Linked DNA regions of Homo sapiens: region 2 is linked to region 1. A link is a loop called in an ENCODE intact Hi-C map of the cell type or tissue named here. Cell type or tissue: endothelial cell of umbilical vein. All regions are shown on one strand. Links, peaks and the distances in the headings refer to the core of each region. The heading gives the core; the rest is flanking DNA. Region 1 overlaps PAM (peptidylglycine alpha-amidating monooxygenase). Region 2 overlaps LOC105379104 (a long non-coding RNA gene).

The links. A loop is a pair of places that touch in the nucleus more often than their neighbours do. Peaks named below come from ENCODE experiments on the same cell type or tissue, not always from the same donor. Only the 100,000 strongest peaks of a DNase experiment are listed, where the experiment ranks them.
Region 2: a loop joins it to region 1, with 2.6 times the contacts of the local background. A loop is called at or near these places in 2 of 110 quality-filtered maps.

The regions. Positions count from the first base shown.
Region 1 is chr5:102,764,765-102,781,417 of GRCh38, forward strand. All of the region lies in intron 1 of PAM (peptidylglycine alpha-amidating monooxygenase), which reads left to right. Among named protein-coding and RNA genes, the nearest start is that of PAM, 18 kb to the left of the region's middle. In endothelial cell of umbilical vein, for the core only: no CTCF peak of the experiment used is centred there; a DNase peak (open chromatin) is centred at 6,827; H3K27ac peaks cover 1,755 bases.
Region 2 is chr5:102,707,611-102,724,263 of GRCh38, forward strand. It overlaps LOC105379104 (a long non-coding RNA gene), which reads left to right. Exons shown (of 4, transcript XR_948632.4): 3 at 14,462-14,697. Among named protein-coding and RNA genes, the nearest start is that of PAM, 39 kb to the right of the region's middle. In endothelial cell of umbilical vein, for the core only: no CTCF peak of the experiment used is centred there; a DNase peak (open chromatin) is centred at 8,021.

The sequences.
Region 1 (16,653 bases), core at 3,373-11,372:
ACAACAGCAAACCGTGCTCAAAAACTGTCAGTGGTAACTGCTTGTCTGTCTTGTCAATGACAATCCCTTCATCAGCCCAGCTAAAAGTCCCCAATCTTACTTCAACCCCACATGCTGTTGCAACCCTTTCTGTACTTCTTATTCAGTTGAAGGCTTCCCTTTAATGTTTGTTTAGGCTTTCCACATAATTTATTCTTTTCTTTTTTGGCATTGTTTTTATTCATCATGAAGCCTCTTTTCTTTCTATTGGCCTATTTCCATCACTTCCTTCAAGAGTTATTTTTTCCACCAGTTTCTTCTGATTTATTCCAGCTTACCTGGATCACAGAACCCCTCAGCCTACTCAGTCTATGTGATGTTATTTTTGTCCTTCCTTGAGTCACTTGAAGAAGCTCTACTTTTAAAGTGCCACCATTGTTCCAAGTTAAAATATTCATGATTGTATTCATTTTTCCTAGAAAAGATTTGGCACCAGTAGTTGCCCTGCCATGTATATATGTGACATTGGCCAAAACAGTCAACGTTCAGGTTTCTTGTCAATAAGATGAAGATACCAAGCCTCCCTTCTTTCATTCAGTGTAGTTGTGAAGAAAAAGTGAAATAAAACATGTACAAAGTGTTTTAAGCAAATGTACGACATTATTTTTAATATTTTAGGTGGGTGTAGTCCATATCCTCATCTAAATTGCAGGTTCTTCACACCATTTCACATAGTGTAGAGTCATGTAAGTGTGTGCTGCAGGAACTCTGTGAGGGTTCTTAAGCTTCCAGCCACACCATGCAAGCTTGGGCCGACTTCATCTACAACCTGCATATTAGTTTCCTGGGGCTGCTGTAACAAAGTACCACAAACCGGGTGGCTTAAACCACAGAAATGTATTGTCTCAGAGTTCTAAGGCTAAAAGTCCAACATCAGTATATTGGCAGGGTTGGTTCTTTCAGAAGGCTGTGAGAGAGAACCTGTTCTGATAGCCTCAGATGTTCCTTGGCCTATACATGGTTCCTTGTGTCTTCACATCATCTTTCCTGTCTTCCTCTTTGTGTGTCTGTCTCTGTGTCCAAGTTTCCCCTTTTTATAAGGACACAGTAATATTGGATTATGGTCTACCCTAATGACCTCATCTTAACTAGATCATCTGCAAAGACCCTATTTCCAATTCGTCACATTCACAGGTACTGGAAGTTAAGAATTGAACATCTTTTTTTTTTATGGGGACACAACTCAACCCATATCGGCATGATACAATACACATACAAGAAAGGGTAATCACAAATGTGGTGAATTAGTTCTGTGTTACTAAATGGTAAATTAGATGTAGAGCTAGTTTCCCATATGATACAAGGCAGCAGCCCCTAACCTTTTTGGCACCAGGACCGGTTTCATGGAAGACAGTTTTTCCATGGACTGGGGTGGAGGAAGGTTTTGGGGTGATTCAAGTGCATTACATTTATTATGCACTTTATTGCTATTATTATTCCATTGTAATATATAATGAAATAATTATACAACTCACCATAATGTAGAATCAGTGGGAACCCTAGCTTGCTTTCCTGCATCTTGACTGTCCCATCTGGGGGTGATGGGAGACAGTGACACATCATCAGGCATTAGATTCTCATAAGGAGCTTGCAACCTAGATCCCTCTCATGTGCAGTTGACGTTAGGATTCCTGCTCCTATGAGACTCTAATGCCGCAGCTGATCTGACAGGAGGTGGAGCTCAGGTGATAATGTGAGCGATGGGGAGTGGCTGTAAATACAGATGAAGCTTGGCTTGCTTGCCCACTGCTCACCTCTTTGCTGTGCAACCCTGTTTCCAACAGACCAAGGCCAGTATCAGTTTGTGGCCAGGGGGCTGGGGACACCTGATATAAGGAAAAATAAATGAAATACTTGATAAAAGTTGCATGTGAAATTCTGAACATTCACATAACTTATTTTAGAATTCAACAATTCCTGTTAATTTTAACTTGGTCTAAATTAGAGTACAGCAGGCCAGCCAAGAGAAGGAGCAAAAGTACTCATTAATTTTTCCTCCAAATTTTAATAGTACATTCAGTTTTTATACTGACATTAGTGAAAAAATATGCAATTCATATATTTATTCGTATAATTTTTATGTGGACTTTTTGTGTGATTTATTTTATTGCTTCAGTTGTGGATTTTTTTTTTTTTTTTTTTTTTTTTTTTTTTGCCATCATGCTCCCCTTTGACTTTCTGTTCTTTCTTTCTTCTTTTCTTTTCTTTGTCTGTAAAATCTAGTTCCTGCAGACCCTTTGACTTTCTGGAAGGCCACATGTGGTTTCATGAAACAGATTGACCTCCCTCTGTTAAACAACCAGAAGGGTTTATGGTTTTTATCTTATTAAATGCCCTAGCCTTTGGTTATAAAAATTTACTTTTCTCTTAGAATTAAAACTTTCTTTAATATTATATACATTTTTTCTCATCAGTTTTCATTTTGTTTTTATTTTGCATTGCTGTTTTTTGATAGTGCAGAAAAGAGTTGGACACATTTTGAACGGTTGATGTTGGAGAATATATAAGTGCACCTTTTGTGGCGTTTTATCCAGATTTGGCATTAAGATGTCCCATTTTATCAGATGAGCATGCTTTAATCTTCATCTGGCCTCTTATTCTGGTGTTAGGACAGCCTTTGCTTGATGTTGAGGAAGGTATCTGACTCTGCTGTTTTGCTTCCTTATGTACCTGGCTTGCCAGTTTAAAAGTTTCACCATTTTAAGTTTCCTAACAGAGTGGCACATAGAGCATATTTAAGAAGCCTATTGTAGGAATTCACCCAGATTTAGTGAATAGAAATTGAATACTTGACCTTTATCTAGAAAAGTTGCTGTTTTGTTGTCAACCAGAAGAACTTTCTTAGTACAGCCCCTATATTCCAAATAGCTAGATTCTTAATTGCTGTACTTTCATTAAATTGCTTCATTATTATTGCTGCATCAAGATTTTCACTAAACGAAAAACAGCCATAGATTGTTTATTTCTGCTTATTGTTTTTTGTAGAAAAAATTAAGGAAGAAGACATATTAGATTTCACTGCTGTTGTAGAAATAAATTTCCTCTTGGTGTACTCTCAAGTAGATGTTGGAAAATGAGGCTCACAGAGGTTAAAGTAGTTGGCCCAAGGTCATATAGGTTGTAAGTGCTGGGACCAGGATTTGAATCCACAGACTCTGGCTTGGGGACCTGTGTCACTCTGGCAAGCTTGTCGTGTGGGAATTAATAAGCTCATCGATGTAATGCACTTAGAGTGGAGACCAGTGCACAGCAAGCACTCAGTCTACTACTGTGATGACAGTGACAAAGAATACTGCTAGTTCTATAATTACTATAATGGTGTTAACTACTGTTATTACCATTAACATTTTCCACTCTGATTCATACCTAACCATGTCTTTTAAAAATTTTTCTAAATTTTTTTAATTTTTAATTTTTGTGGATAACTAGTAGGTATATATATTTATGGGGCATATGAGATATTTTGATACAGGCATACCATATGTAATCATCACATCAGAGTAAAATGGGTATCCATTACCTCACACATTTTTTGTGTGTTACGACCTAATTGTACATTTTTAGTTATTTTAAAATGTATAATTATATTCTCATTGACTACAGTCACCTTGTTGTGCTATCACGTACTAGATCTTACTTATCCTTTCCATTTTTTATGCCCATTAACCATCCCAACTCCCCCTCTAACCTCTCCACTTCCCGGTCTCTGGTAACCGTCATTCTACTATCTCCATGAGTTCAATTGTTTGTATTTTTAGTTCTCACAAATAAGTGAGAACATGCAAAGTTTGTCTTTCTGTGCCTGGCTTATTTCACTGAACATAATGACCTACAATTACATCCATGTTGTTGCAAATGAGAGAATCTCATTCTCTTTTATGGCTAAATAGTACTCCATTCTGTATATGTAACACATTTTCTCTGTCCATTGATCTGTTGATGGATACTTAGGTTGTTTCCAAATCTTGGCCATTGTGAACAGTAAATATCAGAGTGCAGATATCTCTTCAATATGCTGATTTCATTTCTTTTGGGTATATACCTAGCAGTGGGACATATATACCCCAAAGAAAGGACATTACTGAATCTTATGGTAGCTCTAGTTTTTTTGAGGAACCTCCAAACTTCTCCATAGTGGTTGAACTAATTTATATTCCCACCAACAGTGTTCAAAGGTTCCCTTTGTTCCACATCCTCACCAGCGTTTGTTACTACATGTCTTTTGGATAAAAGCCATTTTAACTGGGGTGAGATGACATCTCATTGTAGTTTTTATTTGCATTTCTCTGATGATAAATGATGTTGAGCGCCTTTTCATATACCTATTTGTCATTTGTATGTCTTTTTTGAGAAATGTCTATTCAGATCTTTTGCCCATTTTTTAACTGGATTATCAGATTTTTTTTTCCAGCAGAGTTGTTGGAGCTCCTTATGTATTCTGGTTACTAATCCTTTGTCAGATGGATAGTGTGCAAATATTTTCTCCCGTTCTGCAGATTGTCTCTTCACTTTGTTGATTGTTTCCTTTGCTGTGCAGAAGCTTTTTGACTTGATGTGGTCCTATTTGTCCATTCTTGCTTTGGTGGCCTGTGCTTATGGGGTATTACTCAAGAAATCTTTGCCCATACCCATGTCCTGGAGTGTTTTCCCAATGTTTTCTTGTAGAAGTTTCATAGTTTGAGGTCTTAGATTTAAGTCTTTAATCCATTTTGATTTGATTTTTGTATATGGTAAGAGATACGGGTCTAGTTTCATTCTTTTCCATATGAGTATCCAGTTTTCCCAGCACCATTTATTAAAGAGACTGTCCTTTCCCCAATGTTTGTTCTGGGCAACTTTGTTGAAAATGAGTTCATTTAGATGCTTGAATCACTTTTTGGGTTCTCTGTTCTGTTCCCTCTGTCTATGTGTCTGTGTTTATGCCAGTACCATGCTGCTTTGGTTATTAGAGCTGTGTGGTATAATTTGAAGTCAGTTAATGTGATTCCTCTGGTTTTGTTCTTTTTGCTCAGGATAGCTTTGGCTATTCTGGGTCTTTTGTGAATACATATAAATCTTAGGATTTTTTTTCTCACTTCTATGGAGAATTTCACTGGTATTTTGATAGGGATTGCATTGAATCTGTAGATTGCTTTGGGTAGTATGGACATTTTACCGATATTGATTCTTCCAATCCATGATCATAGGATATCTTTCCGTTTTGTGTATGTGTCTGTCCTCTTCAATTTCTTTCATCAATATTTTATAGTTTTCATTATAGAGATCTTTTACATCTTTGATTAATTCATAGGTAGTGAATTTTATTTGTGGCTTTTTTAATAGGATTTTAAAAAATTTCTTCTTCAGATTGTTTGGCTGTTGGTATATAGAAATGCTACTGATTTTTGTATGTTGGTCTTTTGTATATTGATTTGTATTCTGCAACTTTACTGAATTTGTTTATTAGATCTATTAGTTTTTTGGTGGAGTCTTTAGGTTTTTCCAAGTATAAGGTCATATCATCTGCAAACAAGGATAATTTGACTTCTTTCTTTTCAATTTGGATGCCCTTTATTTCTGCCTCTTGTCTGATTGTTCTAGTTAGGACTTCCAGTACTGCGTTGAATAACAATAGTGACAGTGGGCCTCCTTGTCATAAAGATCTTAGAGGAAAGGCTTTCAGTTTTTTCCCATCCAGTAAGATACTAGCTGTGGGTCTGTCACATATGGCTTTTATTATGTTGAAGTGTGTTCCTTCTAGACCCAGTTTTCTGTGAGTTTTTATCATGAAAGTACATTGAATTTTATCATATGCTTTTCCAGCATCAATCATGATGATCATATGGTTTTTGTCCTTCATTCTGTTAAGATGATATATCACATTGATTGATTTGTGTATGTTAAATCTTCTGTGCATCCCTGGAATAAATCCCACTTGGTCATGATGAATGATCTTTATTTGCTATTATTTTGTTGAGGATTTTTGTATCAATGTTCATCAGGGATATTGGCCTATAGTTTTCTTTTTTTAATGTATCTTTGTCTGTTTGTGGTATCAGGGTAATATTGGCATCACAGAATGAGTTTGGAACTGTGTTTTAATAATAGTTAATAATTTCCCCCAAATACTCTCTGTAGTCCATGAAAAATAGCTTTGATTGTGTCTCTAGGTTTTTCGTTTGTTTGTTTTAAGGTGATAAGAGCTGTATTGATCCCTGAAGGGGTTTATATTTGTTTTTAAACCTGCTGTTACAGCATGTTATATAATATTTTGTACAGTGGCACCATTTGAAGATTGCGGCTATGTAGAGAAAACAAAAAAGCCAGTTTTCGTTAAGCATTTTGGGAGTTATAAACTCCTATTGGCCATTTTAGATTCTCTTCAGAAAAGTTGAGAGAGGTCAGTACTGTAAATTTAAAACCTTTATTTTTCATTACAATATATACTTGATTCCAGGGCATGGAGTTTAGGGGTGGTTGGGAACTATGTCACCTAATAACCTCTTTGGTTTCCATTGCTAAACATTCTATAGTTCTGTTATAGTAATCATTTTGGTTGTCTTTTCAAAGTGAAAACAAACCCATTTGCCAAGTGGGAATGAAATTGAAGTTTATTGTTAGTGCTGCATTCTAAACAGGGGAAACATAGAAGATAGGAAGAAAGTAGTCTTAGTTTTGAAAGCACAGCCCTCCTGGTATTCAAGCTACCAACTTTGCAATGTTTACCAAGCAGTTTTTCATCTGTACAACAACCTTGGTGAAGATGTGTCTGGCTTCTTCTCCTAAATACTTTGTCTTCATGTCTGGTGGCTTGGTCTAGCATTTTCAACTACAGGATCACAAAGGAAGGAAACTGGAGGAGTGACCTTTCAAATTCTTGAGAGGAGGAAATGGATGTTTACACTGTTGTTGGCTAGAATTTTGAAGCCTTTCAAAAATAAAGTTGCTCTGTATGCCCCAGATTTTATAGAGAGAAGTCCAGTGCCAAGTTGAAAATAATGTTTTGTAATGGTTTGTCACCCCAGTGGCTTGGATCCCCCTGCCACCTACCTGCCCCTAGAGGGGCTGTGATATGCTAGAAGGGCTGTGGCTGGGTTTAAAAGAAGAAATGTTTATGTTTTCTTGTCCTAGTAAACTATAGACATCAGAATCATAATAATTGTTCCCATTTGTTGAGGTCATTTTGTAGAGTGGAGAAGAAAACCAGCTTCCTTCTGGCATTAGACATTTGGGTCAAGTCTTAACTCTGCCTCTTACTATAATAGCTGCGTGACCTTGGGCAAATTACTGAAAAACGCTCTGAGTGCCTCAGCTTTATCCTTTTTGAAACAGGGATGTATTGGTGTCACTTCATACAGTGTGGTGGTTGTAATTATTCTTTGAGATTAATGCACATAAAATGCATAGAAAATGCTTGGCACAGGGTTAACTGCTTAATAAATGTTGGATATCATTATTATTGTATGTTGTAAACCTTACCTAGAGTACCTCTAATGTTTTCTATAACCCTGCAGTGTAAACCTTCATCCCTATTTTACAGAGGAGAAAATTGAGGCTTATAAAGGTAATTGTTTTGTTTTGCATGTGAGGGTGTTTGAAAATGGCCTGTTTTGTGCTGTCTTCCTCATCCTGATTCTTGCCCTCTGTGGTTCTCTACCAACACCAAGCTTGTGAAATAGAGCAAAAGGGGATTGCATTTTGTGTTTTCTCAAACTTATGTGCTAGGATGCTTGTGCAATTCAAGAGATATGCACATGGTTCTCAAATAAGTAAACTATACAGGCCCCTTTCAAAGGAAAATACCCTCACTTCCAGTTTGACTTAATTATACTTGTCGTAGTATTACTTAAATATATTCAAAGTTGGAGTAATGTCTTAGTTTATAGCACTTATACAGCTATAAAATAAAACACATTTACAAATTAAATGCCAACAAAACTATAACACAAATACAATTTGAGAAATTACATTAATTTATGTGACGGATGTTGATGTTTTGCTGAAAGTAAACTTCAATTTTGGGTTCATCTATAGTTAGGATGGATTTTATGTTCAAACTGTGTCTACCTTTTAATTTCATGATTTTAATGTATCACAGATTTTCAAATATCTGGAGTTTCATATGATTCAACCTATCAAAACAATGTATTTTGAAATAATATGTCATATACCTTGGTGGTAATAATATCAAGGTTTTGGCAGTTCAGAGCAATAGGACTTCAGGAATGCCAATTTTAATGGGTGTTACTTGACAAACTTGGAAAACTATTTTACTTCCTTGGGAGTCAAGACATTGGCTCAATATTTAAGTGCAGATCTCATGCTAGACCCAGCCCTGAGCTTAGGAGGCCTAGAGTCAGACTTCCTGGGTTCACAGTTGCTACACTGTTTTTACATACAAATTCCTATGAAATTTACATTTTGTTGTAATAAACTAAAAGTACTGGGTCCATAAGTATGAAGATATATAGTTGTTGCTTTGTATTGTATTTGATTGCTATTTACAGTGCAGTGACAACGTAGAGGAGTTCACAGTTTACCATATGCTGTATTAGGAGTTAGCATACTTTTCCTGTAAAGGACCAGGTGGTAAATATTTTAGGCTTTGTAGGCCACATGTGATCTCTGTTGCAACTACTCAACTCTTTTCTTATAGCACAAAAGCAACAATAGACAATACATAAAATTTTATTTAGGGACATTGAAATTAAATTTTATATGATTTTTATGTGTCACAAAGTATTGCTCTGTTTAAAATTTGTTTTCAACAATTAAAAAATGTAAAAAAACATTCATTCTCAGCTTGCAGGCAGTGCAGAAACAGTGAGCAGGGCATTTGGCTTGTGGGCCTAGTTATGGAGGCCAGCCCTAGACAACATTTAATACAGTAAAAAGGTTTCTCCTTTTTATTTTTAATTCATTAGTTAATTAACTTATTTACTTTTTATTAACTTTTATTTTAGGTTCTGGGGGTACATGTGAAGGTGTGTTACATAGGTAAACTCGTGTCACAGAGGTTTGTTGTACAGACTTTTTGTCACCCAGGTATTAAGCCCAGTACATAATAGTTATCTTTTCTCTTCCTCTCCCTCCCCACTCAAGTAGACCCCAGTATCTGTTGTTTCATTCTTCATGTTCATAGTTCTTATCATTTAGCCCCCACTTATAAGTGAGAACATAAGGTATTTGGTTTTCTGTTCCTGCATTAGTTTGGTAAGGTTAAAACCTCCAGCTCCACCCATGTTCCTACAAAAGACATGATCTCATTCTTTTTTGTGGCTACATAGTATTCCATGGTGTATCCCACCACATTTTCTTTATCCAGTCTGATTGATGAACAGTTAGGTTGATTCCATTTGTTTGCTATTGTGAATAGCGCTGCAGTGAACGTTGATGTGCATGTGTCTTTATGATAGAATGATTTATATTCGTCTGAGTATATACCCAGTAACTGGATTGCTGGATCAAATGGTAGTTCTGCTTTTAGCTCATTGAGGAATTGCCATACTGCTTCTGATTTCCACAATGGTTGAACTAATTTACACTCCCACCAAAAGTGTGTAAATGTTCCCTCATTTTTATTTATGGCAGCAGTATAGTGTGGGGATTAAGAGAGCCACTCCAAAGTGAGACTACCTTGCCTTCGAATGTGACCTTTCTGTGTCAGTTTTTTCATATGGAAAATAGCAGAAAATTTTCTTTCTACCTAAAACACTTGTGGGAGGATGGAATTAGAAAGCAGATAGAAAGCAGACATACAACAGTAAAAGCCATGTATGATACAGGGTAAGAAGTCTGTACATAAGTATTGCTATTTCTTTAATTACTATTGAGATGGTACAGTTTTTCAGGTGCTTATTGAACATCTTAATTTTTTTATTCTTTTGTGACTTCTGTATTCATATGTGTTATTTGTTCTTTACGTATTGATACATGCGAACTATTTATAAAGGTTATCAACCCATTGTCAGATATTTTGCAATTCATTTTGTCTCTTTGTTGGCCTTTTGGTTTTATAAATGGTGGATTATTTTTTAACATACTTAATGTTTTAATTTTTGTGTAAGTCAGTTATTAAAGATAATTATTTCAGTTAGTGAAGATAAATTCAATGTCTTCTCTTTTTTATTTCTTTCATTTCCCTCTATTGTTTTTATTTTTATAAAAATATTCTTGCTGTGAGGTCAGATAATAGTTACCTATAGTTTTATTCTAGTTGTATTGTAATTTCACATTTTATGCTTAACTACTTAGTTCTGGAATTTAATTTTATATATGTTATGATATATTATCTATGTATTTTTTCCATGGATTTTACAAATTGATTCAACATCATTAATTGAATAATTATTCCTTCCCTATTGATTTAAAATACCACTTTTATTGTACTTTAGATAATTTGGTTAAATGGAATATGGCCTAAAAAATTTTTTTTAAAGCAAGGTTGTCAATATGACACTATTCTTTGGTCTGCAGTGTTGGTACTTTGGTGTAATATGAAGAATTTTGTGTTACTTTAAGAATTTTTGTCTATTTTTAGAACTTTATTTTTTTAATTTAATTTAATTTTAAGTTCTGGGATACATGTGCAGGACGTGCAGGTTTGTTACATAGGTAAACGTGTGCCATGATGGTTTGCTTCACCTATCAACCCATCACCTAGGTATTAAGCCCCACATGCATTAGCTATTTATCCTGATGCTCTCCCTCCCCACCACACCCCGAAAGGCCCCAGTGTGTGTTATTCCCCTCCCTGTGTCCATGCATTCTCATTGTTCAGCTTCTACTTATGAGTGAGAACATGTGGTGTTTGTTTTTCTGTTCCTGTGCTATTTGCTGAGGATAATGGCTTCCAGCTCCATCCATGTCCCTGCAAAGGACATGATCTCATTCCTTTTTATGGCTGCATGATAGTTCATGGTGTATATGCACCACATTTTCTTTATTCAGTGTATCATTGATGGGCATTTGGGTTGATTCCATGTCTTTGCTATTGTGAATAGTGCTGCAATAAACATATGTGTTCATGTATCTTTATAATAGAATGATTTTTATTCCTTTGGGTATATACCCAGTAATGGGATTGCTGGGACAAATGGCATTTCTGGTAATACATCCTTGAGGAATTGCCAAACTGTCTTCCACAATGGTTGAACTAATTTACATTCCCACTAACAGTGTAAAAACATTCCTATTTCTCCACAGCTTTGCCAGCATCTGTGGTTTCTTGACTTTTTAATAATCACCATTCTGACTGGCATGAGATGGTATCTCATTGTGGTTTTGATTTGCATTTCTCTAATGATCAGTGATGTTGAGCTTTTTTTCATATGTTTGTTGGCCACATAAATCTCCTTTTCAGAAGTGTCTGTTCAAGTCTTGTGCCCACTTTTTGATGGGGTTGTTTTTTTCTTGTAAATTTCTTTAAGTTCCTTGTAGATTCTGGGTATCAAGTCTTTGTCAAGTGGATAGATTGGAAAGCTTTTCTCTCATTCCGTAGGTTATCTTTTCACTCTTGGGATAGTTTCTTTTGCTTTGCAGAAGCTCTTTAGTTTAATTAGGTTGCATTTGTCAATTTTTGCTTTTGTTGCAATTGCTTTTGATGTTTTTGTCATGAAATCTTTTCCCATGCCTATGTTCTAAATGGTATTGCCTAGATTTTCTTCTAGCGTTTTTATAGTTTTGGGTTTTACATTGAAGTCTTTAATCCATCTTGAGTTAATTTTTATATAAGGTGTGAGGAAGGGGTCCAGTTTCAATTTTCTGCATATGGCTAGCTAGTTTTCCCAGAACCATTTATTAAATAGGGAACACTTTCCCCATTGTTGTTTTTGTCAGGTTTGTCTATTTTTAGAACTTTAAAAAATTGTGGTAAAGAAACAGATAAAATTTACTCTCTTAACCATTTTTAAATGTACAGGTCAGTAGTATTAAGTTTCTTCACATTGTTCTGCAGAAGATCTCTGGAACCCTTTTTATAGTACTACAATACTGGCCAACAATATGTATTTCACATTGTTATGTAACTATAACTGCATTTATAGTTCTCAGAAAAATTTTGTTTTCCTTTTGTATGTCACACATTTCTTATCAGGGTTACTTTTTCATATTTAGTGGTGTTTTTGGGGTTTTGTTTTTAAATTTTGTAAATGGGTGCTTCTTCCCCCCTGCTTCCTTGTATTTTCTGATTTGTTTTTGCAAGTATGCAGAAAAGTTTTTTATTCTAATTGTTTTATAATTTCACCTTTTTATTCTTAACTACTTAATACTGGAATTCAGGGATATTTGTATTGTAGGGCAGTTTTCTAAACATGGGACTTTATCTTACTTGAAATGGATCTTTTTCAAAATCACCATGTAGCAATAAAAATGGGTAATATAAATATGGAAAAAGTGAAGCAACATTATGAATGGATATAATCTAGAGAGAAAGGGGAGTTTTTTTAGGAACTGAAGACTGTTCAAATCTCATTGTTACTCATTGAGATCTGCCTTGACTATGCTGTTTAAAATTGCAAACATTCACTTCTACTACTTGATTGTTTTGCCCTGCTCTCCTTTTTCCCCATAAACCTTGTTATTATCTAACATATAATTTACTCCCCCAGCCCTATTATCTGTTCCCACTAGAATTGAAGCTCCTTAGGTTGGGATTTTCACAACAGTTTCCTGGGACATACCAGGTGCTCTATAAATATTAGTTAAATGAATAAAATTTCTAGTAAAATCAAGTATTTAAGTGGGAGTTTCTGGAAAAAAAAGACCTAATTGTCTGAGAGAGGGATTCTACTAGAGAATTTAAAAATTAGCCCAAACGAGGCCCTTTCTTCCCAGAAGGAATCTGTAGGTAAAATTCACGATAAGAAAACAGCCCTTCAGCTAAGAGGTAAGTGATTTATACTTGAATATGTGAGGAACATGGAATGTCACCATTCATTCCCGGGCCTGTTTTCCTCTGTAGAGGTATTTTATTTCCCCCCAGAAATAGACAGCATATTGGCTTAAGCCCTTTTTAATTTTCCCTACAAAGCAGAGGTCATTTAAGCTATTGTTTTCTGTTTTTACGGATTATAAAAAGAGAGAAAGTTGGTTTGCTAGATTAGCGATTAACATGGGGTGGTTCTATGTATTTTTCTTCTGTGATGCTGTAAATGAAAGGTCACCTGCCAAATTTCGGTTTGCCCTTGAGAGACCTGCGATCATTCCTTCTGCAGGCGGAATTGTGGAAAACACCTGAATGGCATTGTGCCGTCTTGGGGTTAGCCTGCTAGAGATCAAGTAAGCACCTCTTGGACCCCTGTTAGACAGAAAAAAAATTAAAGGAGAAAGCCTGCACCATAGAGAATTAAAAAGGAGGCGGGTGAGTTGCCTTTCTCCTCTCACCTCCCCACATGTATTTTTTTGAAGAGTTGATTTGTGTTCCCCTGTAATACTTGCATTTGCACTTCTGCATGGTCCTTGATTTTGCCCTATACTTGTATTTATATGTTTATATTCGTTCTATCTTCCCCATAAGATGGTAACATTGTCAAAGGCAAACAGTTTGTCTTTACTTTAAAATTGCCCAGAGCATTCTATATAGTATTTTAGACAAGGAGCATTCAATTAATGTTTACCTGACAAGTAAACAAGAGGAAAAATTAAGGTTTCAGGAAGGAGACTGTAACATTACCAAAAATCATATTAAGGATTCAGAATAATCAAAACTGGCATTTGGTCTCCCTGGCATTTAGAATGAAATAAAAACTAGACCCCATATGATGGATAAAATGAATCATGGGACTGCTCAAGTAGATTATTATTATTGTTTTCCTTCCAAAGCCTGGTCTGTGGCATTTTGTTCCAGAGGAAACTTGAGAGCTGTGGTGATTAAATCTTACCAAATTAGAAACCTCTGAAATGAGTCATTTTTATTTTCATTCACTTCATTTTTACATGGAAGATTGCATAGACAAGCAACCAAATGAACGAAGCTTAGTTTTCTGGTGGGTTGGTGATGACAGTTTTCTCAGTTTGTAGTTGTCGTGGTTCCCATGGTAATATTTTATATGTAGATGCTATACAGGTCAGGTTTACCCGTTTGTGTTTTTGGAGGGAATACTTTGTGTGCATTTGAATCAGGCAGTCCTTAATTCTCAGAGATCTACTAATAGTATGAATATAAGATCAGAATAGAATAGAATTATCTGTTGTGGAAAACTCCTTGGATTTGCCGTCAGAAAACCTGATGGGCTTCTCTCTGTGCCTCTAACTTGTCTTCTGCAAAGTGAAGGAATTGAGTGAGGTACTTTATAATACAAAGATTCTCAACCCTATTGGATCCAGTGTCTCCTTTTTCATAGCATATGTTTTGCAGTGCCCTCTTTATTACCAAGAAATGAAATTTATGTGTAATATAACCTGCCTAAGTGTGTAATTCAAAAATATGCATATATATGTGTGTGTATATATATGTGTATATATATATATGTATATATATAATTCCTAACTTTAATATAAAAGAGCAATACAGGAATAAGTAATTTATAATAAGATAATGTGTATTTCATTCAATATGTAAATGTTTAGTTATGATTACACCATAAGACCTAATGAAGTGTTCAAAAGCTTGATCCTATATGTAGAATAACAGTATGTGTGACAGCTACAAATGCAGATTGATGTCTTTGTTATATTGACCACTCAGATAAAGTATTCCCCCCCTTATCTGTGGTTTCATTTACTGTGATGGTTAATACGTGTGTCAACCTGATTGAACTGAAGGATGCAAAGTATTGTTCCTGTGAGGGTGTTGCCAAAGGAGATTAACATTTGAGTCAGTGGGCTGGGGAAGGCAGACCCACCCTTAATCTGGTGGGCACAATCTAATCAGCGGCCAGTGAATATAAAGCAGGCAGAAAAATGTGAAGAGGTGAGACTGGCCTAACCTCCCAGCCTACATTTTTCTCCCATGCTGGATGCTGGATGTTTCCTGCCCTCAAACATCAGACTCCAAGTTCTTCAGTTTTGAGACTTGGACTGGCTCTCAATGCTCCTCGCCTGCAGACGGCCTATTGTGGGACCTTGTGATCATGTAAGTTAATACTTAATAAACTCCCATATACATATATATATATATATATATATATATATATATACACACATATATATATGTATATATCTCCTAATAGTTCTGACCCTCCAGGGAATCCTAATATAGTTACCCTTGGTCAACTATGGTCCAAAAATTTGGAGAGTTCCAGAAACAAATAATTTATAAGTTTTTAATTGTACACCATTCTGAATAGCATGATGAAAACGTGTGCCCCCTGCTCCATCCAACCCAGGATGTGAATTATTTCTTTGTCCACTGTATCCACATTACATATGCTACCCACCTCACCTGTTAGCCATCTGGGTTATCAAATTTTAAAAGAACATAGCATATATAGGATTCAGCACTATCCACAGTTTTAAGCATTTACTGGGAGTGTTGGAAGATATGCCCCGAGGATCAGGGAAGACTACTGTACCACCATTGGCATTGTTGTTGGTGATGTGATTTTTCCAAAATGATGAGCAATTCTTGGCAAAATTTCAAATAAAACTAAATATTGTCTTTCTTGATTCATGTAGTAACTTCATTTCTAAACATAAGGGGTTTTAAACCATGTAAAAAATACTTGTGTTTTTATGTAAAATGGATTTGGGTCGTAAGCTTAGCTCATCATAAAGACATTTATTACCTATGTGATTTGTAGGACATTTGAGAGTTAAGTAGGATGTGGTGCCGTACTTCATTAAAAAAAGGTCGTGCACATTGCATGGTGTACCTCCCGACTGAACTCCTGCCTACTCTTGCTGGCAGCTCTCCCCACACCAGCCCTGACAACCAGATTTCTGAATCTCACACTAGGGGGCAGTACTGCATCCCATGAAAAATCATTGCTCTAAGGCAGGTTTCTTAACCTCAGCACCTTTTTCTTTCTTTCTCTTTCTTTCTTTCTTTCTTTCTTTCTTTCTTTCTTTCTTTCTTTCTTTCTTTCTTTCTTTCTTTCTTTCTTTCTTTCTTTCTCTGTCTTTCTCTCTCTCTCTCTCTTTCTTTCTTTCTCCTTTCATATTTTGGGTCAGGTAATTCTTTGTTGTGGGGGCTGTCCTGTGCATTGGAGGCTGTTTAGCAGCATCTCTGGCTTCTACCCCCTGGATGTCAGTGTACTCCTCAAGTTGTGATAACCAAAAATGACTCCAGATGTTGCCAAATGTCTCCTGGAGGGTAAAGTTGCCCCAGGTTTAAAAGCACTACTCTGAGATCTCTATCAGCTCCAAAAATCTGTCATGAGAATGATACAGTATTGATTAATATGCAAACATTGCATACAATACTTGTAGATATTGCTAACATTTTTGGGCCAGGTGAAGCCAGTAAGAAAAGCTTTTAATAATTACTCATTTTTTTGGGTCATTTAACACTGGGATTATATTATTGCCTGGCTTTAGAAGGGTTGAAATTATGTACAGTATAGGGTGATAAATTTTGTAGTATGAGAGCATAGGAGAACTAGAATTTCAAGAAAGACTATTCCAAGAAGGTCCTTTGGCAAGTAAGAGTTCATTGAATTCCTTTCTGACAAGTTTGACATTCATGTTAAAGGTTAC
Region 2 (16,653 bases), core at 3,541-11,540, 57 kb before region 1:
GTGGGAACAAAACCCAGCTCAAACTGACTTAATAAAAATGGAAATTTGTTGGCTTATATAATCCAAAACCTGGATCCAGGGGCTCAAATTATGTCTTCAGCACTTGGTCTCTCTCCATCTTATGGGTCTATTTTTCTCTATGATAGTTTCATTCATGCCAGCTCTTCTTAGAGGTTTAAAGAGAGTCAACCACAGGCTTCGATTGTGTCACTTTAGCAATTCCACCAACTACAGAATTTTTTTATTCCTATCATCAAAATACTATTATCCTGTTGGAGTCTCACTGGAGCAAACTGTATCTCTTGCCAATCACTGTGGCCACGGACCTTGAATATAATTCAATAGAACTGGATCACATGCCTAAATCCTAATGCTAGCCCTCCTCCAAAGAAAAATCAGTTTCTGCTATTAATGAAGAGAGAATAACACTACAAAGCAAAAGCCAAAGTTGCCCACCACAGCATAGAAAGAGGTGTATAAATAAGCAGAATGAGATAGAAATTATAAAATATGAGTGAGGGGAGATCAGGTCAAAATGTTAGGTTAGGAGGTGCAGAAAGCATGTAAGAGGAAAAAGGAAAAATTGCAGTATTGTATAAAGGGTGTTCTTGCCATGACAGATGTTAAAAAGTCATAGTGAGGTTTAAGAGAAATGTTATGACTTTTATCCTGAATTGGGCTTTGCACTGATTCCTGGCTCTATGGAAAGTAAAACACTACATTCTATTGGCTTCTGCATTAAATAAGCTAATAGAATTTAGCCTGCACTCCCAAATTCAACCCAAAGCAACTACCAAACCATCTGTGAAATATACTGTTAGGCAGTAACTGATTCACGAAAAAGACAGATTCATAACCAACTATAATTCAAAATAGAACATGAGCCAGGCACAGTGGTCAACACATGTAATCCTAGAACTTTGAGAGGCTAAAGTGGGAAGATCACTTGAGCCCAGGACCTCGAGACCAGCCTAAGCAACATAGTGGGACGTTGTCTATACAAAAAATCAAAAAATTAGCCAGGCCTAGTAGTGTGCACCTATAGTCCCAGCTACTCTGCGGGCTAACCCAGGAGGATGGTTTGAATACAGGAGTTAGAGGCTGCAGTGAGCCATGTTCCCACCAAGGCACTACAGCCTGAGTGACAGAGCATGACCTTGTCTCAAAAAAAAAAAAAAAAGGTCATGTTAAGTACAGTAACAGAAACACTGATGCAGTTCCAAGGTCAGGGAGGGAGGGATTTGGACAGGTAATTAAGAAGGAACAGAAAGTCACAGAGGAAGTCTTCATGGAAGAAGTGGCATCTGAACTAGGCCTTGATGGATGGGGATCATCTTGACAGGAGAGATCATGGGGACGGTGTTTATGGTAAAAGAACAAAGACAAAGAGGATAAAATTGGTGAATAACAGATTCAGAGTAGGATGCTTGAAAGAATTATAAAAGATGAGGCTGCAAATGTAGTTGGTGAATCTCTATGGATGACATGCGGGGGATTTCCAATTCTTCAGGTAAAGAGGAACAATTGAAGAAGACCTTCAAGCTTCTGCAGAGGTCATGATCAGAGTTATCCTATAGAAAGAATATTTTGGCAGTAGTGTGAAAGATAGATTGGAAGAAATAAGCAAGAAGCAAAGACTCTCACTGGGAGTTTAGGACAAAACTCTGAGTATGATAGAAGTGGAAACAAAGAAAGTAATAAAGGAAAGAAATGAGAAACTGGAAGCAGGAAACATTTTGGAGATATAATTCCTAGCACTTGTCAATAATTGGTTGTGAGAATTGAGAAACAGATAACATTCTTGGGACTGGGTACTTAGGAGAATGATTATGCCATTGATGAAGCAGAAGGGGGTCAGGTTTGTAGGTGGGTGCCTGTTTTGTGTGTATTAGTGGAAAGTGACATGGCTAAAGGATGAGTTAAGACCCCACTTACAGCACAGATGAAGTAAGTGGATGATGGGAAATTACTGTGGGAGGAAGTTGAAAAAGATAACTTTCTGCAAGGTATAAACGTTAGGATACAATTTACAGAATATTTAGACTTTAAAAAATGTTATTTATATTTTCTAGTTACTAACTGATATGGTTTGGCTGTGTCCCCACCCAAATCTCATATTGAATTATAGCTCCCACAATTCCCAGGTGTTGTGGGAATGACCCAGTGGGATGTAGTTGAATCATGGGGGCAGGTCTTCCCCATGCTGTTTTTGTAATAATGAATCAGTCTCATGACATTGGATGGTTTTATAAAGGGGAGTTTCCCTGCACAAGTTCTCTTATCTTGTCTGCCACCATGTAAGACATGACTTTCACCTTCTGCCATGATTGTGAGGCCTCCCCAGCCATGTGGAACTATAAGTCCATTAAACCTCTTTCTTTTGTAAATTGCCCAGTCTTGGATATGTCTTCATCAGCAGCATGAAAATGGACTAATACATAACTCTGTATTAGACTCAAACAAAATGAAAGTTCAAAAAATACCAACTAAATCTGTCTTTATTTCCCTAACTGTATCTTTTTTTTTTTTTAATTTAACTCTTATTTTAAGTTCAGGGGTACGGGTGCAGGTTTGTTGTATAGGTAAACTTGTGTCATGGGGGTTTGTTGTACAGATTATTTCATCGCCCATTATGTTCTTCACAGTAATTAGATTAACTCTAATACCCATTATTTATTTTTCCTGCATCTTCTTAATAGTCTTGGACCTTTGCAATTTAGAACTACTGCTTTTTTCACGTTAAATAAGCCTAAGCTTTTAGAACCAATTTTTAAATCTGTACAAAGTTTAGTTCATTTTCTGTCATTTCTAGAAAACTGATTCTTGACTCGTGCCATCTCTTTCTTTTCTCTAAAGGCATTGGAGAAGTAAATATTTGGTGAATATGTCCTTATCATTCAACACAAGCTCTCTACTGTGGTTTTAAAACACTCTGCCATTTCTTTCATCTTAAAACTAGCCAGGGGAGAGGAAGAAGTTGGAAGTGATCACTAGAAATTGAACATCATTTTTTGAAAAATGTCAAGCACTTGTTTTGAGTGAGACTCTGACTGGACAGATAAAGGAAGCAAACAACCTGGAAGTGGCATCCTTAAGGGATGATTTCAGTGTTTATAATGCCCTAGCTAATCTATTTCTTGTGGCCTCTGTATTCTCAAATCAGGAATATTCCTTGAAGAACTTATCGCAGAGTTAACATGATAAACAGCAGGCACTGAATTGAGAATACATCAGGGAGCCTGAAATGACTCCAGGTTAACTATCAAAGCGAGGAATCCTCATTAAAACTATAACTTCCTTCCTCTAATTCAAGATCTTGGGGTATTAACTGAAGACTCAGTGAATGTGTGCACAACAGCAAAGACAAATCAACCAAGAAAGGGACAAAGAGATCTGGGGCTAAGGGAAAAGATGGATAAAGGGTCAGAGAAAGATGAACATTGGCCTTAAAGATAAAGCAGTCACATTGAAGAAGAAGTAATTATTCCACACATAGCAGACTATGCTGATCGTTGTCCCAATTGCCTCTTCCTTCTTTATTATTGTTCATGAAGCTCTGATTTTTCCAGGTATCCACTCCTTCTCATATGACTGACAGTTATATCTTAAGTTTACGAATGTCAAAAAAAATCCCATTATGTTCTTCACAGTAATTAGATTAAGATGAATATATGATATGATTCTGGCCAATTAGGTGAGGAGAAATCTGGTGAGTAGCTTCTGGGTGAAGTTTCCTTGGTGTTAAGAAGAGGAGACACAAAGGGACATCTATTATCCCCCATATTCTTTTAGATGGTGTCTAGTCTGTATATGATGGGCAGCATCATTTCACTACTATTAGGGGTGCCAGTCAAGAACAAAGTGAAATGGCAGAAAAGAAATGAGGGACGCCTGTGTTTTTGAAGATTTCATTTAATTACTGAATCAACCAATCTTGAGGCCACCTGTTATAATGATTATAATTTACTTTAAAACACTTCAACATATACACTGTGATATTATGTGCACTTAGCTTGGCATGAGCTGTCACCCAGAGGCTGTAAGCATTCTACTCAAATATTCCCTGTCCAGTAGTGGTTAACGAACACAGGAGTAGCCTGCTGGCATTCTCATCAAGAAGTCAATACTCCAGAAAAGCTATTACAAGCACTTCTGTTATGTGTATCTTGCTCAATAACTTCCATTTTGCTAATTAGCATACTAAATGTCAGAAAAGGGCTTTTAGTGATAAAAATAGCAGCCTGTTGACTACCATGATGAATGTTAAAATCGGGCTCTCACTGGTAAAATTAAAGGTATTCAACTTGTGTGAATTAGTTAAATTATTTTATAGTCACCCCTACTCTTGCATGAATAGAGAATAAGAATCTATCAGGTCAAAAACTTGTACTCCTTGGGATTTTGCCCCAGGCTAAATTCCTAAACATGCTAGTCTCTAGCCATAGGATTTAGAATTCTGATTGCCTGAGATCAGCTGTAAAGATGGCAGGATCCTGCTTCGGGAATCTTGGCAATTGCTTTCACCAGTTCACCAGTTATCTCTGCAATTTATGTTGTAGTTTGAGGACCATATGTTATACGAAAGGCTTTTTACTCAATCAAATGTGTGGTAGAAGAAAAAGCCATAGAATGGGAAATCATGAGATAAAGTCTGAGACCCAACCCTGTAACAGCTTTGGATACATAATTCAACCTCTCTAAGGCTTGAGTGGCAGCCAAAGTAGCATAATAAAAAAGTGTGGCCGGGCGCGGTGGCTCACGCTTGTAATCCCAGCACTTTGGGGGGCGGAGGCGGGCGGATCACGAGGTCAGGAGATGGAGACCATACTGACTAACACGGTGAAACCCCGTCTCTACTAAAAACACAAAAAATTAGCCGGGCATGGTGGCGGGCGCCTGTAGTCCCAGCTACTCGAGAGGCTGAGGCAGGCGAATGGCGTGAACCCGAGAGGTGGAGCTGGCAGTGAGCCGAGATTGCGCCACTGCACTCCAGCCTGGGCGACAGAGCGAGACTCCGTCTCAAAAAAAAAAAGAGTGCTGGCTGTCAAGCCAGAGGGCCCAGGTTTAATCCTAGCTTTATCGCTTACTAGCTGTGTGACCTCTCTGTGCCTCAATTTTCTTATCTATAAAATGGGTTAATACCCACTTAGAGCATTGTTATGAGGATTAAATGAGATATGCCATGTTCAACTCTTAGCACAATACCTGGCAGGATAAATACTAAATAAATATAGTCATTATAATCTCCAAGATAAGAGGATCAGTCTAAATGGTCACTGCACCCCTCTGCTTTCTAAAATTTCCATTTTATTCTCATTCTTATACTCTCCAGAGAGAACAATAGTGGAGAAAAGTCTTCTAAATTCAGTGCGAATCCTTGTGTTAGGCCATTCGCTCCTTTATTTATATAGTCAATGCCATTTGATGCCATTCACTTCTTTATTTATATAGTCAAGCATTTATTGAGTGCCCACTGTAAATGAAACACTGTAGATACACAGTAGGATATCTCTGAGAAACTCTCTGTCTTTTGGAGCAACCAGGAATACCCAATTTTCTCAAAAACTGAAATTTCTGTCCACCTCAGTCATCCCCAACTATTATAATAGTTCTTTCTCAAAATATGTCTTTGATAGAAATTTGTGTTCCGTGTTATACAAATCCACGTTCCAATATTGAGCCCTTCACTCAACATGGAGATTAACTTGTGTCCCTTTGCCAGTGGTGAGGGAACAATAGCTATGACGAATGAACAGTTTTGCAGAGAATTTAAGGAACAGGGATGCTTGGCAATGACAAGGGCTTTAGTGTTATTGCCCACAATCATGGTAGCTTGTGACCTAAAACAGCGCATCAGGGAGACCTCCAGTACTGAAGAAATAAAGTGCCAAAAAAGAGGATCTGAAAAAAGCAACTCCTTTAAAATTAGTAAGTTTTTTTCCTCACTTCTCCATAGGGGCTCAGTTTAAATTTTTCTCCTTAGCCAACAAAGCCAATATTTTTCCCTGTAATCATAAAACACTGCTAATAAATTGATCTCTTTTATCAAATGCATTATGCTACATGTGAGAGCACAGTGAGTTTGGCAACCCCAACACAGTCCCCATGTGTTTGGAACCCACTGTATTGTACACACTTGAAACACCATCTGCAGGCAGTCTTTTCCTCTCCAACTTGTCAGGGTGAGCGGCAGGAGAGATTCATGAGTTGAGATGCATCGTTAACTGTCAGCGACTCTGCCAGTGCAAAGGAAACATCTGTATCAGCCAAACCTGTTGAAGATTAAACAGTTAACTGAGTCTAAACACATATGCAAGTGAGAATACCAATGGCCCTAAAACAAAACCTGTGCATCGAAAACGCTTGATTGATGTTTCTATATCTTAGCATTCACTGCAAGCGCTGGGGTCATTTGAGGGTAGTTTAAATCTGTGGCTGCATTTCAGAGATGATTTTTAGTTCTTTAGATTGTTGATGTCAAAGATCAGTGTGGGAGGCAACTAGAATCAGTGAGCCTTGTCCTTGTCTTGAACTTTCTTCACCTTTCTCCATGGAGAGGAAACAATGAATTTTCTCAGCAGGGACTGTATTTTGAAATCTTCCCTGGAAATAATCACTAAGGAAAAAAATGTTTCTGGTAGGATGTTTCATGAATCACAAGTAAGTTTTTTTTAAAAAAATCAAAATCTTTTACTTCTACAAAAATTAGAACAGGTTGTTCCTCTCAGTGAAGTTTCTGAATTTAGGTTTGTTGGAAAGGAAGGTTGAAAAATTCTGAAGAGAAGTTATATGCATATCCAGGACAAATTGAATAGGTGGAATGGTAGCCAGCCCAGTGAATCTCCGGAACATGGTCTGTGTGGGCTTAGCCATGATGTATGCTAGGGAAATGGGGTCAGGGAGGGGATTACAGGGAGGACTATGGCTTATGGCTCAAAGAGTGACCAATGCTCTAAACTATGACTGCCAAAGTATTAGGGTCTAGCAAGACCAGAATTAACACTAGAACAAATGGCATGAAGGACAGGAGTTTCTAGGCTGTGGGTGACAATTCTGGTTAAAGAGGAAGATCTGGGCCAGTAACCATAGGTGCAAGAAGCCAGAACTTTAAGATAATCAAGACATTTAGGCTTCAAATAAATGAGCTGGTGTTAGGGCTGTATTCCAGGTGGGTATCTACAGAGGAAACAGAACATCCAATAGGCTGAGCATATCACTATGTGGGTTTAGAAGAAAGCTGCATATGGCGATCAGGTGGACACTAAAGAGCTCATGGCAGGCACCCCCAACTTATAGTAGTAAGATAAATTCTAAACCTCACTTGTGGGAAGCAGAAATATTCAAATATCTGCGTGTGTATGTGTGTGTATAAACACACATACATGCACACATTCAGGCTTAGCCAATATTGGCCCAAGAACTAAGTGGTTTGAAGCTGTCTGCAGCCTTCAGTGAATGCTGAACAAGATATGGAAAGGCAAAAACTGGCATGTGGCAAAACTGTGTCCTGAATCTCTCCACATCCACAAGCATATCGCCCTTGGCTTAGGTTTTTATCTCCTCATTCTCAGTATTTGACCACCACCCTACAAGTCAAAATGGATTCCATATTTTAATTTGAGAGTCTTGACTGCATCTGCACACACATCTACTAAGACTGTCCTTATAAGGTTCTCCATCTTCCCAATCCCAGATGTTAGCTCATAATTATATTAACCTCACCCTAAGCATGAATATACCCTAAGAATGAATATAAGCACTGATTACAGTAATACACAGCCACTGAACTAACATAATTATCAGTAAATTGCAATAAATTGGAGTGAGGTCTTTCTTTAAGATGTCATAATCAACATTTTCTTCCTAAGCAATTAGAAAAAAATAGAAAAATCTGGAGATAAAAACAATTGATTGAATAACATTTCCATGAGTCATGTCATACCTCTAAAAATGACTCATAATAATAAGCTTCGAGCTCTAGAAATGTTCATCTGTTTAGCAACTGCTGGATAAACATCTGGAATGAGGTCAATTCTCTGTAAGTATGTCACTCCTGTGCCACATGATGTGTTGATGATTTAATGCAAGCTTGTTTCACCCGCGGCCCAACACAGATTCATAAGCTTTCTTAAAACAGTATGAGTTCCTTTGCTTTTTTTTTTTTTTCTAGCTCATCAGCTATCATTAGTGCTAGTGTATTTGATATGTGGCCCAAGATAATTCTTCTTCTAACGTAGCCCAGGGAAGCCAGGGAAGATTGGACACCCATGATAATGTGTTTAACAGGGTATGTAGTAAGAAAAATACTTATTGGTCTTAGCCTGTAGTTCTTTCACAACTATTCATAAAAAGCAGAATATGGTGATCCTAAAACCTCATTCAAGAGAGACTATATTGATTATATATTCATGAGGAGAGGAGAAGGGAAGGAAGTTGCAAAAAAGGAAGGTATAGGAAAAAGGTTTTGCTGGGTTTAGGGAAATAGCAGATATTGCACCCAGGGTAGCTGCCAGGACCTGAAAAATGATTTAGAATCTTCCTCATCCCCTCCCACTACTGCCACCCCTGCAAAAGCTGAAAACTAAGCTGAGACTGACAATCTCAATCACAAATCGCATGCACAAGCAGAGGCGGCAAAGAGCCAAGCACCCACGGAGACTTGGTTAGTGAAGGTCTCCTCATTGACCGATGGTGGGGAGAAAAAGTGGAGAATATTTTCTGTCCTCTTCTGGTCTGCTTCAAATCCTCTCACTTTAGCATGCGCTGAAGGCAAAGGAGTCACATTCATTTCAATGAATTAATTTCTAGCTAGCCCTGAAGAATGCGGGGTTTACATAAGATATGGTTTTGAAAAATGAAAGATCGTACCATTTTTTTCATCCCAGTTGTGAAAATTTATACCCAGTGCCCATGTTACAACCGAGAATATTGTTCAAATTTTTGTTTGTAAGAGGAAAGGAAAGGACATGAATACAGCTCCCTAATAGACAGTAGAAAAGGGTTTGGAGCAAAAGAAGAATTAGAAAATAGTGGAATGGCTCCTTCATGGTGCCCTGGTAACTTTGCACATATCCGCACAAACCACACAGGCAAAGACTTGAACCACAACCTATACAAGTCTTGGCAGGAGACATTGAGATCCTCCCAGAACATGGGAGGATGGGAGACTGGTGAGGTGCTACTTTGAGGAAATCTCCCAATCTCCTTTCTATTTCCTCTAGGAAACTGATAGTTTCTCTCATTGCCTTTGGGGTTTTAATGATATAGAAGGATTTTCATCCCTCCCCGCTCCAGGTATAGAGGCAAACTATAAAACTGCCCAGCTGTAGTCTAGAATCATCTGCCCAGCAATGGACATTGTTGCATTATCATTGCAGTCCCTAGACTCCTTTGATTTCAGTGTTGTCCTTTTTGGCCTGTGGAAAAGGACCCAGTAGATAGCACCTTCAGTTATTCTTCCTTTTGCTGTCTACGTAAGTAATAAACTCTCTAAACCTAAAATTGAATAGTATATTTACCCGTCAAATCACTCGGGTTGTGGCCTCGGCCTTGTCTTGTCTTGTGAGCTTGGCAGGAGGAAAAAGGTAGAAAGGACTTCCAATGTTTAGAAAAGAAGAAGAATGGAAAGCTATGCATGAAAATTCATTGTTCTTCTTTTCAGATGTTAAGGTAAATGTAGTAAAGGAAATGGTCTTTGTTTTTAACTCCCACAGTGTCTACAAGCCCGAAATACATGAGCCACCTCTCTCTAAGTAAACATTATAGTGTGTTACCTCAAGTCAGCTAATGTGGGCAGTCATACCTGAGCAATGGATTGACTGCAAATAAATGGGACTAAAGGATACAATGCCCTAATAGAAGCACACTTAGTGTTCTGCCTATTTTAATTTTTTAAATTATTGGCATTTCTATTTTAACGTTGAATGTAATGAGATAAAGGTAGATTTTATTAATAGGAAAGTTGCTTTTGCTTTCTTATTTCTATATTCCACTCGAAGTAATGAAAGTTGAGATAATGACAGGAGAAGATGTTAAACCAGGGCAAAATAGAAGTTTCTAAAACTGTGCTTTTTCCCTGCTGGCATAAACAGAGCCAACACTCAAGAAAATGCCTTGGATTCATTTTTAGTATTCTCTCTACAGAAAACACTAAACCATGGAGCAGGCACAATAACGGTGAAAGGGTAGAAGTAAAATTACAAGCTATTAATATCTACAGAACTCTTATCATGTGGCAGACCTTGTGTTACATGCTGTTTAGTTTTGTAGATGGCAGAGGCTTAAAGGAGAAAACTAGGAATTTGGAAAGAGAGAAAGAGAGACCCTAAAGTACACATACACACACATACATTCACATATGTAAACGTAAATTTTAGCATTTAACTTATCTCAAAGAATGAGATGTGAGAGTATTAATACATTTAAGAAAATAACTTAGATAACATTGCCAATTAAAGAACACGTTAAGTTTGCTTCCATAAAATATCTCTTTAAAAAGAAAAACTATACGTGTGCTTCCTTTCCATAGGAAATGTTATTTTCTCTTGAGAAGCCCAGTCCCACTGCTTTCTTATATTGACTATGAATGAGAGTGGACTTGTTTTACACTTTTATTATTCCTTTAGAAAAATTAAGTTGTTATCATCACCCAGTAAGTGTTTGTAGCAAGTTCACATTAGCCTGTACTGAGAAACTAGCCAAGAGTCAACCCCAACAGTGATGGATGTATGTTATTATGAAGTAAATGGGAGCAAAAGGAAATAGGGCAGAAGAAAGCTTATACACATGATTTTTTTTTTTTTTTTTTACTCTGCCTCTGGCAGCTACCCTCAATTTAAATGCTCTGACATGGAGATAAGGGATAAAAATAGCACATCTGCTATTAAATTGTAAGGAAATTCACTTAGTTTTAAATCAAATGTCTTAGAAAAAGAAGAATATTTAATCACTTATTCATTCACCAACAAATATGTATTGATCCACAGTTATACAACAAGCTCAGCCAAGTCGAAAATCTAGGAACTGCTCCTGAGCTAGGGTTACTCACAACAGTTCTAAAGCCATAAAAAGTACCCTAAGAAATTAGAAAATTTCCCTAGAAAGCTGAACTCTTCACTCTTAAATCCAGTGAATGTTTAAGAAAATGACTGTGGCTCTAGAAGAAAAACTCCATTTGTTAGTTTTTTAATGGAATTTCCACCATTTTCCATTTGTCATTAGGTGAAGGAAAGGCAACTTAACTCATTACCGAGTCCGCTGTTTGGAACACTTAAGTATTCTTAAATAGGACAAAGGACACATGACAGAGAGAGAACATTTCTGTTCCAAAGGATTGCTAAGCATACTTTTGGTGATACTCCAGATTTCAGAAGAGAAAGGAATGTACAGTTCTAAAATTTATTAACAATAAAAGTTTAACAACAAAGGTCGTTGTAATTTATGAGTCATTGTTTAGGTATCAGTCACTGTGGAAAAAGTGCTTTGCTTAATAGTTCTGACTCTTGTAGAAACAGGTAACGGTATCTCCTTGGCTCTGCACAATATGGCATAGCACATTTTTACTAGGAGTCTAGATTTATCTATACCTTTATTGAGACTTTATAACAGCATGATGAAGATATATAAAACCAGAATTATCTTACACATGTGGCTAAAGAAATGCAGGCTGAAGAAGATGTCACCTACATATTTGGCAAAAGAATCACTCAAATATAAATCATCATCAAATCAACCAACTAGAGCAGTGATTCTTGACCAAGGGTAATTTTGCTCCCAGGCGGGCATTTGGCAATATCTGGAGAGACTTTTAATTATCACAACTGGCTTAGTACTTCTGATACCTTGTTGGTAAAGGTTACTGATGCTGCTGAACATTTTACTATACACAGTACATTCCCCAACAACTGGCCCTGCTATGGTTTGGAAACTTTCAAAAGAAAAGAAAGACGTGTTCCTGCCACCAAGGAGTTAATTGCCCTCACCTGTGCTATATATTATAGTGCACTCATGTGAGAAAAAAAGCTAAAACTGCCAGTAACATTCAATTAAAGGAGTTTCTGGGCTGCTAGTTAGTAAGATGATAATAATTATTAAAACCTCCAACGTAGCATGATTATATCACAAACTGAGATTATTAAAGATTTGACTCAAGCTTGACACTTCTCTTAGTCTAATCTGGCTGCTGTAACAAAATACCTTACACTGGGTAACTTATAAGTGGTAGAAATTTCTTTTTCACAGCTCTGGAGGCTGGAAAGTCCAAGATCAAAGCAACAGCAAATTCTGTGTCTAGTGAAGGCTCACACTCTGCTTCATAGATGGTGCCTTGTTGCTGTGTTTCCACATGGCAAAAGAGGCCAACATTGTGTCCTCACATAGCAGAAGGAGCAGGAGGGGCAAGTAAGCTCCCTCAGGCCCCTGCATGAGAGCATTAATTCCATTCATAAGAGTGGAGCCCTCATGACCTCATCATCTCCCAAATGCCTCTCCTCTCTATAATGTTAAGAGAGGATTAAATTCTAACATATGAATGTTGGAAGGATACCAACATTCAGGCGATAGCCACTCATGATAAGATCCTTTTCTTTGTTTAAAATCCAGGGCCCTTTTTTCCCCTTGACAATATTGAGGAGAGGTGACATCTTGAATTGGACCTGGTAGATTTGAAAACACACATGCACACACCTGGAACTATATTGCTTAAATACTATACTTCTGTCCTCCTTATGACACCTCATTTTAGAATGTTATATACATTTTAGTTCTCTAACTTCAGCATTTTACAACTGAGAAGTAATGAGATAATTTGTATTCTTTCTTTTTTATTATTTAGAAGTAGAGGGGAAAATCATAATTCCATTTTATTTTTAATTTTGAAGATTCCCAAACAATATGAAAGCAATTTCTTAAGGTTACTTAAAAAAACCATAAAAAGGGGACTCTATTGTCCTTTGAATATTGGTATCCTCAACTTGGAGAGACTGTATGATTCTTCATGTTATTCCTTAGAAAGGAATCCACTACCATTTGAAAGGAATCCACCACATTTGAATGTTAAGCCAAGGATCAAATTTGTTTCTGAACTGCAATTAAGGATTAAATATGAGGTAGTGCCAGACATCATATTTTATTTTTGTTCTGGGTAAGCTATTTGATATAATCTTAGAGATTAAGAAAGATAGGAATCATTTTATGTATACCAGAAATTGAAGATATAGTAAGAAGATATAAAATATTAATAACTTGTTACAAAAATATGATTGCTTTAATCATCTTTTCAGATACCAGAATTTGCAAATTGCATACATATTTAACAAACCTTTAAACAAATATTTAGCCAATATGAACAAATACTTGCTAAAAAGGATTATCATTTTTTGCTAAGTCTGTTAAATGATCCAGCTAACTAAATGACTAATTTTTCAGGATATTTATATATGTGAAATCTAGCATATAACACACGCAGTACAGTACATTAATTCTCTAAAGTATCTCCATAGGTCAGTGCAATAATAATAAACCCCAGTCATGCATTATAAAGGTGGAATGCTGATGTGACTTTCCTGTTACTCTAAACTGCATGACTTTTACCCCAAAAATATTTAATGATTTACATTTCAAAGATAAATTATCAACACAGAGATTATGCTTCTCAGTGTTGGGAAATGTGAGATAACAATAAGCAATGGTCAGAAGACCATGTTGCTCTGCCTATATTATGTTATAGACATGAAAATAAACCCTAGGATTTAAAGAGAAATTCAAACAGCTTTATAGCAATTGTATCTATGTCTCCTTTTAGTTCTAGTTTATTGTTTTTCACAAGACCCTGTTTACGAGACATTCTGAAAGCTTTTGCTGTAGAGTGCCTTTTGTCTCCTTGATCTAGTAACATGAAAAGTGAATGATAGGGAGGGGGAGAAGAAATGCCATTTATTCAAGATATAAAAGGTCTTGCTCCAACAAATTACATAATTTATGATTTTTGAAACTAATTCCAGTACTAAAGAAATCCTTCAGGGACTCATAGAAAAAGAAAATGCCTGGTTGCTTAACTTGGCAGCATTTATCACAAACCCAAGGTTCTGATAATAATAGGTGAAAATTTTTTAATTCTACAAAGGGAGAAAAATAACTTAAACTTCCTTTAACATAGCCCCCAAAACATTAGTATGAAGCAAAGTAAAAAAAAAAAATACTAACACATCTTAATATCATGAAAATTAAGTAGATTTTAAAATCACAGCACATAATTGTATGTATGTTACATTATTTTAACATGCATTTTATGGTAATAATCACCAGTTAATCGACGTTCCTTCCACAAACATTTATTGAACACCTACTATGTGCCAGACAAATTGCTAGCCTAGGAAAGCTTCCTGTGCCCTCCATGGCTCTAACCTAGAACTTTTCACATCTTACAGGAATGATTAGCTCTCTTATCTGTTTTCTCCACCAGACATATTCCTTGAAGGTAGAATCACTGTCAGCAGAGTCCTTGCCAGGAACGACTTTCCAGTGAAGGAGACAATGGAAATTTGGACAACATTTTGAAAACCACTAACAGTAACAACGTGTTAATAATAATTAAAACATTAAGATGAAGAAGACAAAGAAGGAGAAATATGAAGGGATTGCTAATTGCTGGTGTTCTGCATTTGTTTTCTTATTTAATCCTCATCATAACCTTATGAGGTGGGTAACAATTTGGACCCTGTTTTACAAATTAATAGGTCATAATGCAAAGGTATTAGGTAACTTGATCAAAGTCACCCTAGAAACAGAATTGAGTGGTTAGAGAGAGGCAGAGGAGAGAGAATTGTGTTCCAGGCAGGAGAATGAAGGCATGAGCCAATCACACATACCTTCCAGCCATTTGGGAGGGCTGGACCAGCATTATTAGTTCAAGCAGAGCATGATAGGCTATGGCTCAGGATTGCCATTAATACCATCCACATATGTGGTTATTGAGGATTTACCATGTAATTGAGACAGGATTGTGATCATCACTTTGTAAGAATTACTTTATTTTTTTCTCACCACAACCCTGAGAGAGACTTATTATTTTTATTTTGATTTTATGGATGAAAGAACTATTTTAGACAAGCTAAGTAACTTGCCCAAGGTGAGAAAGTTAATAATTCAAGTGAGGTCTGGCCAATTCCAAAGTCCATGATCTAAACCCACCTCTGTTACCTGACCACTTCAGAATGAGGCTGAAGACATAGTTAAGGCCAAAGTATGAAGAGCCTAACAGGCTAACCCCAAAAGTAGGAATTTTATTCTAAAATCTATTTGGAAGCACAAAGAAAATGTAGGCAGGGTAATAGCACAGTTATACTTAGAATAATAATCATTTTAACAATGCTTTGAAGACGGAGTTGAAGGGAAGTGATACTACAGGCAGTAGACTAGTTAGGAGACTATTATAATAAATCTGGTAAAAATATTTGCTGTGCTAGTGACAGTGGGAATGTTTAGGAGGTAAAATGATGACAAAAAGATAACAGGAAATGCCTAAATGATGACTACAATAAAGGAGAATTCCTCGGGTTACTCTTGTGCCTCTGAGTTGAGTAACTAGTTGGATGATCATGCTATTCATTTATACAGGAGACATAAAATTTGGAGATTGAATTTTGAGCATGCGAGAGGTGTCTGGGGCATGTTCATCACAAGGTTATTTGGATATGTATATTTGGATCTTAGAAACCGGGGGATTGGGTTGTGGACATAGATTTAAGAGTCCTTGACTTATAGGTAGTGGTCAGATGCTTGAACATACATCATAAGGACAACAAAGAAGAAGATGGAGTAGAATAATTAAAGAATACCGAAGGAAGAGTAGCATGAAAACTGCCAAAGGAGGAAATAGTTTCATGAAAGAGTGGTTGAAGTGTCTAATTCTACAGGACCGATTAAGTAGGATGAAGAGGGGAAGTACACAATCATTTGATAACTAGGGGGCTATTTGCTTGATGGAACTTGCCCCAAGCTAAGAGCTGTGGAAAGAAAAACTGGAGACATGGAGTAAAACCTCTTCTTTTAAGAATCTTGGCTATAAAGGAAATTCTATAGAAGTAGGGGCAATGTAGGATAAAGGGAAGATATTTTATAAGATGAGAGATCTGTAAATATGTGTATGCACTAAGGGTAACTTAAAAACTCTCAATACAAAGAGATTTAAGATGGAGAGGGAAGGTTGCTAATGCAGGGGGTTGGCAATCATGGGGTCCAGAAAAAAGGTGGAGAAATTAGAAAGAGCTGAAAACCCTGAAAAGAAGAAGCTTTACATTAAATGTGGATAAGTCACACCACAGGCAACTTGACTGAACAAACACACTAGAAAAGAACATTTGTTCTTCATATCACAAATCTAATCTCCCAATATGTACCAGCTAATCTCCCAATATGTACCAGAATCCATAAACTCAATAAAAATATGAATAACAATTAATAAAAATAGGCATAGGTTATGAATAGACAGTTCACAAGAAAGAAAATATAGCTGGTTCTTAAACCAATATACAAAAAGATATATAACCTCACTCATAACAAGAGAAATGCAAATGAAATATATACCAAGATACTGTTTTTCACACAACAGATTGGCCAAAATGCAAACATTTGAAAACTTTGAAATCCTATGTT